Regions from separate parts of the Homo sapiens genome. Here regions 2 and 3 are each linked to region 1. Evidence: chromatin contacts called from ENCODE Hi-C or POLR2A ChIA-PET data. All regions are on one chromosome and are shown on one strand. The core of a region is the stretch at or near the end of the contact, and the rest is flanking DNA. Distances in the headings are between cores, read along the strand shown.

Evidence for each region. A loop is a pair of places that touch in the nucleus more often than their neighbours do. ChIA-PET counts read pairs that join two places held with the same protein, here RNA polymerase II (POLR2A). Pooled maps may share reads with other maps.
Region 2: a loop to region 1 is called in a map of gastrocnemius medialis, with 9 times the contacts of the local background. The contact joins two enhancer-like sites. A Hi-C loop is called at or near these places in 4 of 168 maps with a recorded cell type or tissue (gastrocnemius medialis, psoas muscle and sigmoid colon) and 6 of 50 pooled maps. POLR2A ChIA-PET finds 5 or more read pairs at or near these places in 3 of 52 experiments (H1, HEK293 and OCI-LY7).
Region 3: a loop to region 1 is called in a pooled map, with 4 times the contacts of the local background. The contact joins two enhancer-like sites. A Hi-C loop is called at or near these places in 2 of 168 maps with a recorded cell type or tissue (CD14-positive monocyte and gastrocnemius medialis), 2 of 37 single-sample maps with no recorded cell type and 9 of 50 pooled maps. POLR2A ChIA-PET finds 5 or more read pairs at or near these places in 5 of 52 experiments (GM12878, H1, HEK293 and 2 more).

Annotation. Positions count from the first base shown.
Region 1 is chr15:70,192,868-70,197,601 of GRCh38, forward strand. It overlaps the pseudogene RNU6-745P. Among named protein-coding and RNA genes, the nearest start is that of TLE3, 97 kb to the left of the region's middle. RefSeq lists enhancers at 3,277-4,060, 3,857-4,136, 4,207-4,266. Within about 2 kb of position 3,029, at least 21 of the 41 ENCODE cell types and tissues checked have a DNase peak (open chromatin) inside an H3K27ac peak, as active enhancers do; they include gastrocnemius medialis and psoas muscle, where a contact is called at or near this core.
Region 2 is chr15:70,157,321-70,161,769 of GRCh38, forward strand. No RefSeq gene overlaps it. Among named protein-coding and RNA genes, the nearest start is that of TLE3, 62 kb to the left of the region's middle. Within about 2 kb of position 3,136, at least 4 of the 41 ENCODE cell types and tissues checked have a DNase peak (open chromatin) inside an H3K27ac peak, as active enhancers do; they include gastrocnemius medialis and psoas muscle, where a contact is called at or near this core.
Region 3 is chr15:70,140,495-70,145,020 of GRCh38, forward strand. No RefSeq gene overlaps it. Among named protein-coding and RNA genes, the nearest start is that of TLE3, 45 kb to the left of the region's middle. RefSeq lists enhancers at 308-811, 579-678. Within about 2 kb of position 2,342, at least 12 of the 41 ENCODE cell types and tissues checked have a DNase peak (open chromatin) inside an H3K27ac peak, as active enhancers do.

The sequences.
Region 1 (4,734 bases), core at 1,779-4,278:
AAGCCAAGCCCAGGCAGGGAGGAAGGGGCATCCCAGGCTCTCATCTGCCCGTTTGACAGCACATCTCCATGGCTCTTAATTACTCTTCCAACTTTGAACTGTTTGGGACTTTGAAGATCAGCCCTTGTTCCTGTTAAATGTTTAGGTTGAGCTTCTGGGTTCAGCGATTTATTCATCAGCAAATGAGCCAGCACACGTTGCTAGTCATAGACACTTGTATTTACGCTTTGTCCTGACTTCAATTTCAGACCCTAGAAGTACTTATATGTAAAAAATTGTGTCAGTCCACGTAAGAAAACTACTGTGGGAGTGTTTACAAATGATTATCTTGTGCATAAGCTTCTAAGATTATCTTCTAAAACCATAAAGTGCTCGCATCAGCAGCACACAGACTAAAAAACTGGAACAATACAGAGAAGATTAGCATGGCCCCTGTGCAAGGATGACAAAACTCATGAAGTGTTCCATATAGATTTTTAAAATCCCATAAGTAGAAAAGTGGATGGGCCCCTTTAAGAGTATCGCCGTCGAGAGGGAACTGAATTTTAAAAACAAGCATGCAAGCAAACCTCAAGGTTAAAACGTATGAAGCTGGTCTATGCACATCTTATTGCTCTGGATGGGAAGAGCAGCAGAGCAAATGGGCTTCAGGGGGTTGGGGGCATGGAGCATTTGCCAAGCTGGTGCCAAGAATGGATGCAGGCACATGGGAAGGAAGGGTTGTGCTGGCCATGGGGGGCTTTGTAGACAACACCGAGGGCTTGAACTTAATTTTCAAGGCCACAGGGCACCTCTGCAAGATTTTAAGCTGAACAGTGACGTGTTCATGTGCTTTAGAAATATTTTTCTGGCTGTGATAATGGCCACAGCAAGAGGTGAAGAGGGCCTGGATTCCTGTTGATAAACAGTAAGGACTGGGTTTGAGCGAGAGGCCAGTCCAGCTAGGAGTTGGCTATAGAGGGGGAGCAGGGGGAGAAGGGGAGAAAGACGTCCCTGTGCAACTTGAGTGAGTGTGGGCACGGTGGAGTCTTTCCCAGAGATGGGACACCAGGATGCAGAGAACCAGCCGGACCGTGCACGTGGGAAGAAAGCGCAAAGGCAGTTTCACCAAGAGGGGAGCTACAGGTTGGGAAGAGGCTATGGCTGAGATGGATAGAAAGTGCATGCTGTCCCCTCTGTCATGAGGCAGGATGCCGAAAACTGCAGCTGGGCAGAGGCACAGATTGAGGAGGTGGCCGCAGCAGGCACCAATGGGAGAACTCTGGGTCAGAAGCCAAAAGTCTAGGCCTATTCCGTCCTGACTCACCACACACCTTCGGCAAGGCACATTCTTTCTCTGCCTCAGTTTCCTCATCTGCAAAACCCCGGAGTTGAATCACATTGAGGGTTCCTCAAAGGAGATGGGCTGGTGAGGGACATCCTTGAGCCCCTGGAAACGATGTGCAAAATTGTGTGCCTATGCCCCCTTTTGCAGAGGGGCTGGCAGGGCCACCTGAGGAGGGAAGTGACATCAGATGTCATAGGCCACACCTGCAGTTGGAGACATGCTGGTAAAAATTGCTCTCTACGTATGCCCAGGATGAGTCTCATCTCACCCAACCAGTTCCTGGAAGGCAGAGATCTAGGTCATAGGATGTGTCTCGACACCCCATGGGGGTCTTGCAATACCTGTGGAGCCAAATGTGCTGGCATGGAGGAGCCTCAGCACATCTGGGTCTTCTAGGAGAGACCCCGTCCCCTGGTCAGTCCAGGCACGTGCTCCCTACTGGAGCCCCTGGGGCCTGTCTCTCCCTTCTCCACCCTGCAAACTCCTGCTCCTTCTCCGTGCAGCCTTTTCTGTTCCCCTGGAGCAGCCCTGATTTCTCGCTGCATTGGGATTTCCCAGGCGAGGTGTCTATACCTCATGCGCAGCCTACTTTTCGCCTATCTGGGATGGAGGTTGTTTGCATGTTCCCTCCTCTTTCCTTCCTTCCTCTGCCACATAGGCCTGTTTTTGGCAGGGACCATGTCTTAGGCACCTCAGTGTCCCTAAGTGTCTCTCTCAGTGACTGACACATACTTGGTACTCCATAAAAGTTTCTGTAGTTGTCTTAACTTATGGAATGACTGCCAGCAAAGTATTTCTTGTTTCCAACCCAGGCTCCTCACTTGCCCTGCTTCCCTGAGAGCTGCTGGGAGGACCAGCAGCAGTGGCCAGCACTTGCAGTGCCTGGCAGCATTTGCAAGGTCCCTCATGGGTCCTTTCCCACAGGGTCCCAGGATGATGAGCGTGAAATGAGACCAATAAAAGATTGCACAAATCTTGTTGGACTCACACATAGGATGGAAAGCAATATCCATGTCTGAAACATGTTGGAGCAGGCCTTCCACCAAGCCCTTTAGAAAAAGGGTTGTATGTGTTGTGTAGAGCAAACCTGGCTGACAGGCATTAGCATGCCCATTTTACAGATGGTGAAACGGGATCTGAGAATTTACGAGCCTTGCTCAAGCTTCCACAGCTATGCCAATGCCGCCAGCCCGCCATCCCTGGGGTTGGAGCCAGGGCATGTGGGGTGATGTTTTTCTTGGTCGTGAGCAGATGGGCTAGTGCCCTACCTGCACAGTCTCACCGTAGCTCACCCTCCCATACATCCTGTTAAAGGTCCAGCCAAGATCCACTTCCCTCCCTCGTTTTCTTGCCTGGGTTTTGCCTAGTTCCTTCTCTTCATGCACCACAGGACGCACTCTGAGCAGGCGGGGAGGCCCGTGAGCCTGGCAAACAAGCTATTTGCTCTGGGAGGTGGGCTGCTTCTGAGGACAGCACAGGGTTTCTGGGACAGTGCTGAGGAAGTCACCCACAGCCTGGCTCCCTGGCTGAGTGGACGGTTGAGGTGGCCAGAGGAACTTAGAAGTGGCCCTCCAGTCTCAGGGGGAAAGGCTGGAGGGCTGGAAAGAAAGCAAACTCTGTGATTGAGCTGTGGGAAGCCTGGCCTGAGCCCCAGGGCCTTGCTGATGGCAGGCTGACTGCTGGGGCACCCCCAGACAGGCCAACGGAGCCAAGCCGACAGCCGGGAGAGAGGCCTGCTCTCCCACACACGTGGGAATGAGGGCTGCTGAGTCACTGCCCAGCTGGACGCAGCTCCCACTGAAGGCTGGAAGGAAGGCAGGAGAGTATTCCCAGCCAGGCTGGTGGCCTCAGGACACCCTGAAGTTAGCTGAGCCCTCTAAATGGGCCATGGTAGCCCGGGCTGCCCCTCGCCCTGCTGAACTGATGCATATTTGCCTCTTGCCGGCTTCTGGGGAGCTCCAACCAGGCAAACAGCCCTTCAGACAGGACATTGGATTAGAGGTCAGATCCCTGAACTTTGGAAAAAAACAATCCCAGGGCAAGTCACTTCATCTCCCATGTCCTCACCTTTCCTCTCAGTTACATGGTGAGGCCAACAGGGAATACGGGAAAGGTCTTCACAGGTTGCCCTGCATATAATAGGATTCAGGCAGGCTAATGGCTCTGCTCCAAGCCTTCCCCTGAGGAAGGGACAGCAGCCCGGCCCCCTCCTCCCCTGGCCTGCCACTGTTCCCCCCTTAGCCAGTGTCATCCCTGCCGTGTGCCCTTCAGAGCAACCAGGCCCCTCCCAGGGAGAGTTCCTGGGGAGGAGCTGGGGTCACCTCCCGACCCGGGCCTGGCCTGGAATCCACCTTTCACCTCGGGCAGTGGGCAGAGGAGGGCACTGGCCCTGCAGGCGGAGGCTTCTCTCCCCTCCAGCACCAGCAGCACCCGCTGGGAGGCCCAGGTGTTGTGCAACTTGAGAAGCAGCTAAGCCAGTGGACCACTCTGCCAGGACAAGAATCAACAGGAAACCTCCCCGCGCATCTCGTTCACATTCCAGGGGCACCGAGTCCAGCCCAGAGACACCGTAACAAGACACCACTCTGGCTGGCGTTGCCTGTGACACAAACCAATCTTTTATCTGCCATCTAAGCCTCCCAATTTGCATGCCAGTGACGTACCTTCCACCGCAGGGTGCTTTCCAAACCTTCTAGTGAGGCTGTGCCTCCTGAGCTCTGAGCAAACAGGGAGTAAGCGATCCTTTAGACACAGGAAGGCTTTGCTAATGATCGTCAGGCATGAGCCCTTCAAGGAAGGGACCCGTCTGTAGGCCCCAGCAGAGGACCTGACACCAGTGGGTGCCTAGGGAGCACTTAGTGGCAGTTCACTGAGCAAGCCACATCTCTGGGGATTAAAGAAAAGAAGGTGAAGCAGAATCTGGTTAAATGGGCCCATGTGTGCTTGGAGGAATCCCCCCCACCTCTCTCTCTCTATCACATATGCACGGGCCCTCCCCCTCCACACACGCATCACTGAGTTATTTCTCATGATTGGAGCATGATGCTGTGGCAATACGGAATTCAAGCCTTTTATCTCTCAGGCCCAGGATGGGAAAAGGACTCACTCAAAGTCACCCAGCAGATTAGTGACAGCACTTTTGATGTTTATTATTTTGTATTTTCCCATGTCCTGCCATTTCATCGCACAATTGTCCTCCTTCTCCATCCCACTCCCAGCCAAGTCCCTGCATCTGCTGCACTCGCCACTAGTTCCCAGTACTGTGTTTGAAATGCTTAGGGAAAGGGGATTGCTGGCAGAGGGAAGAGCACGTGCAAGCTCCCTGAGGCAGCAGGGAGCAAATGAGGTGAGCACCCCACTCCCGCCAGTGAGCAGGACTCAGAGAAGTGGGGGTCAGTGGGGGTAGG
Region 2 (4,449 bases), core at 1,886-4,385, 35 kb before region 1:
AAAATAAATTTACTGTGAGTCCATTTTTTTTTTCATTCTAGAATCTCTCCTTTTTCTATTGCAAATGTTTTTTTGTGTGATTTTTTTTTAACATGATGTTTCTTAGGAAGCCAGTCGTCCCATTTTAATGGTGGTTGAGAAGATTGGATGAGAGGTATCATGCCGAGTGTCTGGCACAGAGTGGATATTCACTAAGTCCTTTTTCCTTCTCTTCCTCTTACATCCTTTTCTCTCTAGCCCCAGAGCCACCACCCTTGTTTAAGCTCCCATTATCTTTCTCGAGATCTGGTCAACAGCCTCCCAACTAGCCTCTCTGCCCTGTTCTCTCCTGCTCCCCATTCTATCTGACACGTGGCCCCTGTATTGATCTTCCTGAAATCCAGCCCAGTATTGTCACTCACAAGCTGTAAGCCTAGGTGGGTGGTTTCTGGGCCCCTACACCACCAGCTTCCAGCCTCAATCCAAAGCTAATTTCTCTACACAAACCTCCTTCCAGGTGTCCCCCAAATACCCAGAATGCTTCCTTACCACACCACTGTCCTGTGCCCCCTGCCCTCCAGGCTGTGCTCTGTTACATCTCTTTGTGTGCACAATTTCTGTCTAGTCGGCTGCTCCCTGACTGCGGAGACAATGACCCCTGCCTTTCTTCCCTCCATGCTCTCCCTTTTAGAGCCAGGCCATGGTGCTCAGTAAATTAGCTGCTCAGCCCAGAGCTCATCCTCCAGTCGTCTGGAGCAGGAGGGCCCTATGTGTTCACTGGCATGTTTTCAAGACCCCAGATCTGAAGGCATGCTTGCCAAGGGCTCTGATAATGATATAAAGTGCTCCAAACTGGGACAGATGTGCTGAACCTGGGCTCTGGGGGCCTGTGCTTGGGCTGGGAAGAAAAGGTGGTACCCACCAGAGTGTGTTTGAGTTGTACTAGGAAGTTCCACCATATGTCCTTCTACTGTGCCTGGAATCCAACTCTTAGGCGCCCACCCTGTTCACCGTGCTGGGACCCCTCCGTGTCCTTTGGTGTGAGAGGGAGTAGTTTGATTGCCCCAAGTCCCCTCCAGGCTTGGTCATTCCAGTCGATGGAGTTGAATTAGCTGGCTAATTTGTCTCTGAGCTGGATGATGGCTGCTGGTGCCTCCCCAGAGCTGGAGGCGCCTCTGCAGAAAGGCTCCCTCCCTCCCCACTCCCTCCCAGAGTGTCTCTGCTCTCGGACTGGGCCGAGCAAGTGAGAAGCAGGCTGACCCTCACTTGGGACTTCCCACCCAGCTGAGCTGAGCTGCCAGAAGACTCTGACTCCAAGAGCCACTGAGTGTGGAGCCCTGGCCCTGGGCTCCCCAAGATTCTGCTCTAGGGTGTTGAATGGCGGGCCCCAAAAACATATGCCCATGTCCTAATTCCCAGCACGGGAATATTATCTTACTTGGAAAAATAGTCTTTGCAGATGTGATTAAGTTAAGGATCTTGAAGAGATCATCCTGGATTATCCAGGTGGGCCCTAAATCCAGTGACAAGTATCCTTATAAGGGACACACAGAGGGAGATTTGAGAGAGATGGGAGAGGAGGCAGTGGGACTGTGGAGGCAGAGATTGGAGCGATGCAGCCCCAAGTCAAGGGATGCCCAGAGCCTCTAGAAGCTGGAAGAGTCATGGAAATGGATTCTCCCCTAGAGTCCCTGGAGGGAATGTGGTCCTGTCAGCACCTTGAGTTTGGACTTCTGGCCTCCAGACTTATGAACTATAAATTTCTGTTGTTTTAAGGCACCCAGTTTGTGGAACCTGTTAAAGTGGCTATAGGAAGCTGATGCATCTGCCTCCAGCAGCTGCTTCCCTCTGCACCCTCTCCACGGCAGCCGCCATCTTCGCCAGCTGAGCTGAAGGGTTGTTGGCCTCTCAGGGTCAGGGCTCCTGTTCCCCCCACCCAGCAGCCTTCTAGGGGAGCTTGGGTGAGAGTGCCTTCCTCCAGGCAGCGCCCCCCTTGCTGAAGCAGCCTCTCCACTCCCCCCCAGCCCCCCACCTGCAGATGCTGCAGACCTCTGACCATTTTTCCTGTGGTTCCAATGCAGGCTGCTTTGTCATTGGTGTCCCTTATCTACCACCTTACGGAGCTAAGTGGAAGCTTGAGGGACCCCCTGACCACCCCTGTCTCATGCCTCAGATGGAAATGGGGCCCAGAGAGATGAAGGGCCCCAGCCCCCTCAGCCAAGGCCCCACAGAGAGTCTGAGGGACAGGACCCTGCTTATGGCACCAAGAAGTCCCACTTCCTCCTGCTACACCGCACGTCCTACCCCGGCCCCCACAGGGCCTCCCACTGACCGTGGCTCCTCATGAAATGCTTGATTTCTGTGCATTCCAGAAGGCATTTCTCTTTCCTATGCATGAGTTTCTTAACCTCTCCTTGGGCTCTAAGCTGGCCCAGAGTCTCTGGCTTCCTGTGAGGTCAAGTACACAGGTGCTCAGGGGACACCCTGTGCCCTGTGACTGTGTCCTGGACTGCCCTGGCTCAGGGCCAAGGGCTTCTATGTAAAACTGGGAGCAGATGGGGATCAGGGAGGATGCAGTCTCTTCATTCTGTCTTTGTCACCGTGCAACACACAGGAAGTTCCAGTCCCTCTCTGGACTTCGACTTTCTCATCTGCAAAATGGACAGAGGTTAAATGAATTACCTGCTCAGGGTCTACCACAATCTGTAAGATAAAGGCAAAGATATTGAACCAGAGTGGGGGTCTCTAAGATCCCCTGAGGACCCTCAGCATTACTGCAACTAGGAGGCATTTGATAAGAACAAGCTAGTGAATGAAGGAAGAAAAAGTGTAAATAGCTAAAGCAAATATAATAGGGGCCCTAAACCAAATAATCTCAAAGCTCTGGGCAAAGGAGAGTTAATCTCTCCAACCCTTGTTTTCCTTATCTGCAAAATAGAGATAATAAATATTTACCACCAGGGCCGTCTTGAGGACTAAGTAGAAGAATAGAGGGAAAGCTCAGAGCCCAGAGGTTGGAGTATATTAAGTGCCCCCAGGGTAAGGGGGCTGTCCTGCTCATCACCTCATGACTTGTCTGTGGGAGATTAACAGAACCTAGTGCCTGGTATACAGAAGATGCTTAATAAATGCCCATTGCCTACAGTGAGAGTCATGTGCCAGGGCTGACTCACTCAGAAGTCTGCATGACTCAGTGGAAGGTCAGGCCTGAAGGTCATGGGGTGAATAAAGGAGGAGATGCAGCCAGTCCAGAGCCCCATGAGGTCCTCATCCAGACACTGGGAAGAGGGTGTATTTCTAAGAGCCACCATGAAGTCGAAAGAGGGCAAGGTTTGTCCTCAGACTGACCTGGGTTCAAGTTGTAGCTTTGCCATTCACAAGCTGTGTGATCTCGGGCAAGTTACTTAGCTTCTCTGAGTGTCAGTTTTCCCCTCTGTAAAATGAGGGTGGATAATGCCCACCTCTCAGGATTCCTGGGAAGATTATATGAGGGTTTGTGTGCACTTCCTTGCCCTTCTCTGCTTCTCTGCTCACAAAATTGAGAATAAGGGGCCATTGGCACGTTGTACCGGGAAGACTCCCTGGAGGAGACTCTGCCTTGGCTCTGAGGAGGCCAGGGGAGGCAGAGTGCTGGACTGCAAAGCTCCTTCTCACGAGGGCATCTCTGTGTCACTGTGCAGTGGGACAGACGGCTACCCCATCAGGCTGCCTCTAAAAATAACCTCCCCTCTTGCTGACAGCACTGGCGCTTGCTCAGGGCTTCCTCTTGGCAGTGCCCCTGCCCTGGCCCGGTTCTGTTTATGGCTCTGCGTGGGGTTTCTGTAGAGCAGCTCCAGCAGAACCAGAGACCTGGGAAAAGGGGGCAGTGCTTCTCGGAGGAGGGAGGGTATAGGCTGAGGACGAACTGGACCAAGCCCAAGGGTCCCCTGCTAATGCAATCTGAATCTCACACCTGGTATCACGGGGGCTTGAAGGAAGAGGCTCCTTGGTGGCAGGGTGGTCCATAGGGCCTGCCAGCAACCTCTGAGCCTGCAGGCTCCTCCTTCCTGGCATGGCCATCCAGCCAAGGAAAAGCCCTCCTGAGCGACGCAGCGAGGCAGGTGGGGGGCGGAGAGGTGGCCACGCGCTGTCCTTGGGCATTCGCAAGTGCTTTCCTATCCATGATCTTACCTGGCCTTGACACCTCCCCAGTCACCTGGGACAGGGGGACTGTGCCTTGAAACGTCTTGCTAATCCTCTGCCGGGCAAGGTGTCTGGCACACAGTAGGTGTTCAGGGAACACAAACTGAATGAATGGATGAAAGCAGGCTTCGTGCCTGCACAGAGCTCATTCTAATGTGTGTCCAAATTCTTACTGGCCTTGGGGCTTTTAGGAAAGTGACTTCCCCTCTCCGAGTCTCATCTTCTTCATTTAAAAGACGGGCATAGTCCAGGTCTCCACTTCTGAATGAACCCCTCTGCACCCCTGCC
Region 3 (4,526 bases), core at 1,092-3,591, 53 kb before region 1:
TCCCCCACTAGAGTCTGATTCTTTCGCCCACATTACCTCCAGCCTCTCTGAATACAGGCCTTGAGAGACCTGAGCATGTATGGGCTTCCGAATGCAAACAAGGAGTGAAGTATTTCAAAACCTGGTATTTCACCAGAAACGGCCCTTCAGAGGGGCCCAAAATACACAGCTCGGTGTTTGCACTTCAAAGAGTGGGAGGCCCAGTCAAGGCTCCAGGCAGCCAGGTCTTCCCTGTGTCAACAAGGGGAAGGAAAGCAGCTTGGCCCTGTCTGGGGCATCCTGAGAAAGGGGTTTTCCGACTGCAGCTGGAGAAGAAGGCAGGGCAGGGAAGGGCTGCCAATCCCCGGGGTGCTTCCTGCAGACGGCGTGGAGACCCAGGGGCTTTCTTGTGAGCTCACAGAGGAACCTTTTGGGGAATTCCCCAATGATAATGACAATAGTTCCCGGTTACTGCCTGTGATATGCTAAGCTCTTTCCATGGTTTTTCCCATTCATCCTGATGAGGCCGGCAGTACCAATCTTCCCATTTTGTAGATTTGAAAACTGAGGCTCAGAGAGGTTTGGATGACATGTAGGTTAATGGCAGAACTGGATTTCAGTGCAGGCCAGCCTGCTGCCAAGGCCTGTGCTCCTGATCAGCATGTAAAGCTCATCCCCTCTCCCTCTAAGGTCACTGAGCCCCATCAGGGTCTAGGCGCTGAAGATACTGAGAGAAACAAAGTACAACCCCTGTCTTCACTGAGCTGCCAGTTAAAAGGAGAACAGCCTCGGAGACCAGTGGCCACCATGTGAAAGTGAAAGTGCTTTGTCAGAGGCTTTCTGCACAGTCGTGGGAGTGGGAAAAGGAAGCACTTGCCTCTTCAGGGGCCCTATGGAAGAGGGGGCCAGCAAGCTAAATCTGGAGAGAAGAGATAGCATTTGCCAGGTGGGCAGAAGGGACAGCACCTGTGGCCAGCCAGACCCTGCAAGCTGTGTTTGTTGTGGTCACTGAGTGGGCCTGAGTGCCGCAAAGTGAACCACTCACTCTGAGGTCTAGGTGGGGCTGTGGAACTTGGAGGATTTTAAGGAGCAGGGAGAATGAGCTAGGCACTCTCAAAGGCTCAGGTAGATGTGGAGGGGGCATGGAGCAGACACAGATTAGCCTGTCCTGACCTCTCTTAGCACATCAGACCCCAAGAGGACCCCGGTGACAATTTCTCAAGACCTCATGACAGCAGTGTGGGTAATGATGACACAGTGGTGGTGTCTCAAATGCACCCAAAACTTATCAGTGTCACTGTTTTTGACAGATCCATCCTTAGCCCAGGCCCAAGATGCAGGCATTTTCACTCCCATGGGACCCACGAGAAGAGTGGAGTGGTTCCACATCAGGAGAATGGGACGCTTTGCGGTGTGAGCCGGGGGAGGCCCTTTTGCTTCCCTCTATGGAGCTCAATTTTTTCAGCAGAAAATGAAGTGGACAGGATGATCCCTGAATTCTGGCTTGAACAAAAGCTCCCGCGTGGCGCTGAAGGTGGAGGTGGTTCGGCTCAAGGAATCTACCCTGTGAGCATGAGGAGTTGAGACAAGCCTGGGCTAGGAGAAGGACACCAGCCCATGACCCAGGCTAAGCTCTGTCATGGGCAGGATGTATAACCACCACAAGTCATTTCACTGCTATAAAATAGAGATAATAATCCCTCTCCTGTTCACTTATGGGCTTACTGTGAACATCAAATGAAATAACAAGCACAGAAGTGTTTAAATTGTAAGGTATGGTGTCAAGTTGAATCATCTTCTGGTTCTTGAACCACAGGGACCATTTAACCCAATTTCCTCATATTCCAGAAGAGGAAACAGAAGTTCAGAGTGGCTGTGACTCGTCCAGTGTTCTCTGTGGCAGAACTGAGACCAGCTCCTAGATGCGATCTCTTCTCTTTAACCACCGCTGTGGCTGCTATGATTCAGAGACCTGACAACATTTTGTCATAGAAAAAAATTCAACCACCTCCCCGCCGCCACCCCCCACCCTGCTGACCCTTGGCATGGAGTATCTCTCTGCCTTCAAAAGAAAAGAAGAAACAAATTCCAAACCCCAAACCCCACTAACTGCAGAGCAGCTGCTTCTCAGGGAAAGCGGCCACCCGGAATGTAACGCGGCAGAAACCGGTCTCACTGCCTGCCACCAAGCAAACGTGGCCTGTTCTGATGGCTCAGTGGCCAATGTCTTCCTGTCACCAAGCTCCTCCAAATCGCGGGGGAGATTGTTTTGACATTTGATTAGCCACAGAGTGTAACTTGTGAGTGCTTGAGCAAGCCGACTCTCAAGCAATGGCATCGCTGAGTGCTTTAGCCTGTTAGAGATACCATGTATCAGGGAAAGCGATGGCGGGCAGGGCTCCAAGAGGGAAGATAAGTGGGCTGTTGGGAGAAATTAATACGAAGAAAGGAAGCGGCGAATGAAGTCAAACGAAAACAGGGTCCTGTGATATCCATGACTCATAAATTTCATTGATACCCAGAATGTGAGTTCCCTGCTCTCCCTCGAGTTAGTAAACTGCTTGTCCTCAGGGTGACCCTGCGGGAAGATTCAGGGGCAGGAAGGAGGTGGGAGGAACAGGCTGGAAAGCCCGCATAACTTTTAGGTGGAGCTTGCACAAAATGCTTTCTCTCCTGCAGGGAAGAGCCTATGAAGATGGCCCTGAGAACAGATGAGTGCCTGCCTAGGGCGTGATTCAAGGGGGAAGAGGTCACCAAAGGAAGGCAGGAAGGTGATAATTGTGGGGGTGGGAATGGAGATTGGAGGGACCCAAGACAGAAGTCACAACTGAATCCTTATTTCTTTTTTTTTTTTTTTGAGATGGAGTCTCTCTCTGTCTCCCAGGCTGGAGTGCAGTGACGCGATCTCGGCTCACTGCAAGCTCTGCCTCCAGGGTTCACGCCATTCTCCTGCCTCAGCGTCTCCGAGTAGCTGGGATTACAGGCGCCTGCCACTACGCCCGGCTAATTTTTTGTGTTTCTAGTAGAGACGAGGTTTCACCGTGTTAGCCAGGATGGTCTCAATCTCCTGATCTCGTGATCCGCCCACCTTGGCCTCCCAAAGTGCTGGGATCACAAGCATGAGCCACCGCGCCCGGCCTGAATCCTTATTTCTTAGCAAGGTTGTTCAGGCCACCCTACTCCAAACTATTTATTGCCATGAGTCCCTTCATTATCTTTAACCACCATAAACCCCCTAATGTGAAAGACTGAGTCTGCCAAATGAATTAGGTTTTGCCGACAGCTCAGACCGTGGAGTTCCGTAAGCCTGCGGTGAGAGCTAAGTCTAATCTATGGGGGGTTCTCAGTAGGATGTTTGACATGTTGGAAACCACTTGGGGACCCCTCTGCTTTCTGCTGGACTCAACTTAGGCTGGCAGCTGTTGATCCTGTGCTGTCACCTCCACCCCTCCCGCCGGTGCCCATGCCTCGGGAGCCATGATGGAGAGAGGTCAGCAGGAAGGGGAGTGAAGTAGTGGGAAAGGCCTGGCCTGGGAAGCTGGGGAGGGGTGTGGTCCCAGAACATAAGGAGGGGGAAGACTAGGAGAGGTGTCATATCAGGGGACTTCCTGGAGCTGTGGATTTGCTAATGCTGCCCTCTCTTCACTCTAAGGCCCTGTCTGTGACATCAAGTGACCTCCCTATATTAGACTCTTGTGTGCAGAAAAGGCTATACCTTTGTAGCCAAGGAAAACCCATTTCAGTGGGCAGGAACCCACATCAGAGTCCGCAGGTAAGCACCCCTAGTAAGGCTAAATGAGGAATAGATTGGAAGATCCAAGAGATCTGGAAAAGGGGGCCTTTTATGAACCTTAGACGCAGGAACTGCCATTGCCCAAACCCAGCTCCAAACCCAGCTCAGCAGGATGGGGCCTCCCCATACTCCACCCCAAAGCCTGCAGTGGAAACCTCAGAACTGACCTTCCAGATTGACCAAGTTGGTAGTCTTAGCTCTAGATTGCACCTGAGGAAACTGAGGTACCTAGAAGTCAAGTAATTTGTTCAGCATTACATGCTGGACTCTACGTCCAGCTTTGTCTGATTCCAAGCCAGGGCTTGCAATGCTGCACCATGTACTGTGTGGAGGTTTTAGTGCACTTCAGAGTTTCTATAGCTATCTTCCCAACTATCCTGTGAGCACGTAGAAGGCAGAAGCAAAGTTTTCTTTACTATTTGCATGGCTTCATTTTAACACATTTACTGGGGGCTCACTTCATGTCGGGCATTGCGCGAGGTGGGAATAGCTACATGATATCATATTTGGGGCGTATGTTCAAGAATTTCAAGATGGTGACAGCAGAGCATGAAACCAAGTGCAGGGTCTTTCTGAGAGCAGCTCCCGAAGCCAGTCCAGTCATCAGAAGAGCAGAGAGAAGAGCACAAAACCAGACACAACTGCAGTGTCCTCTGAGAACGGGGACAGCTGTAGGCGCAGGGCTAAGGGAGCTCAGAGGAGAGCACTAAGCCCAACAAGCACTTGACTCGATGGCGATACTACACATTTGCAG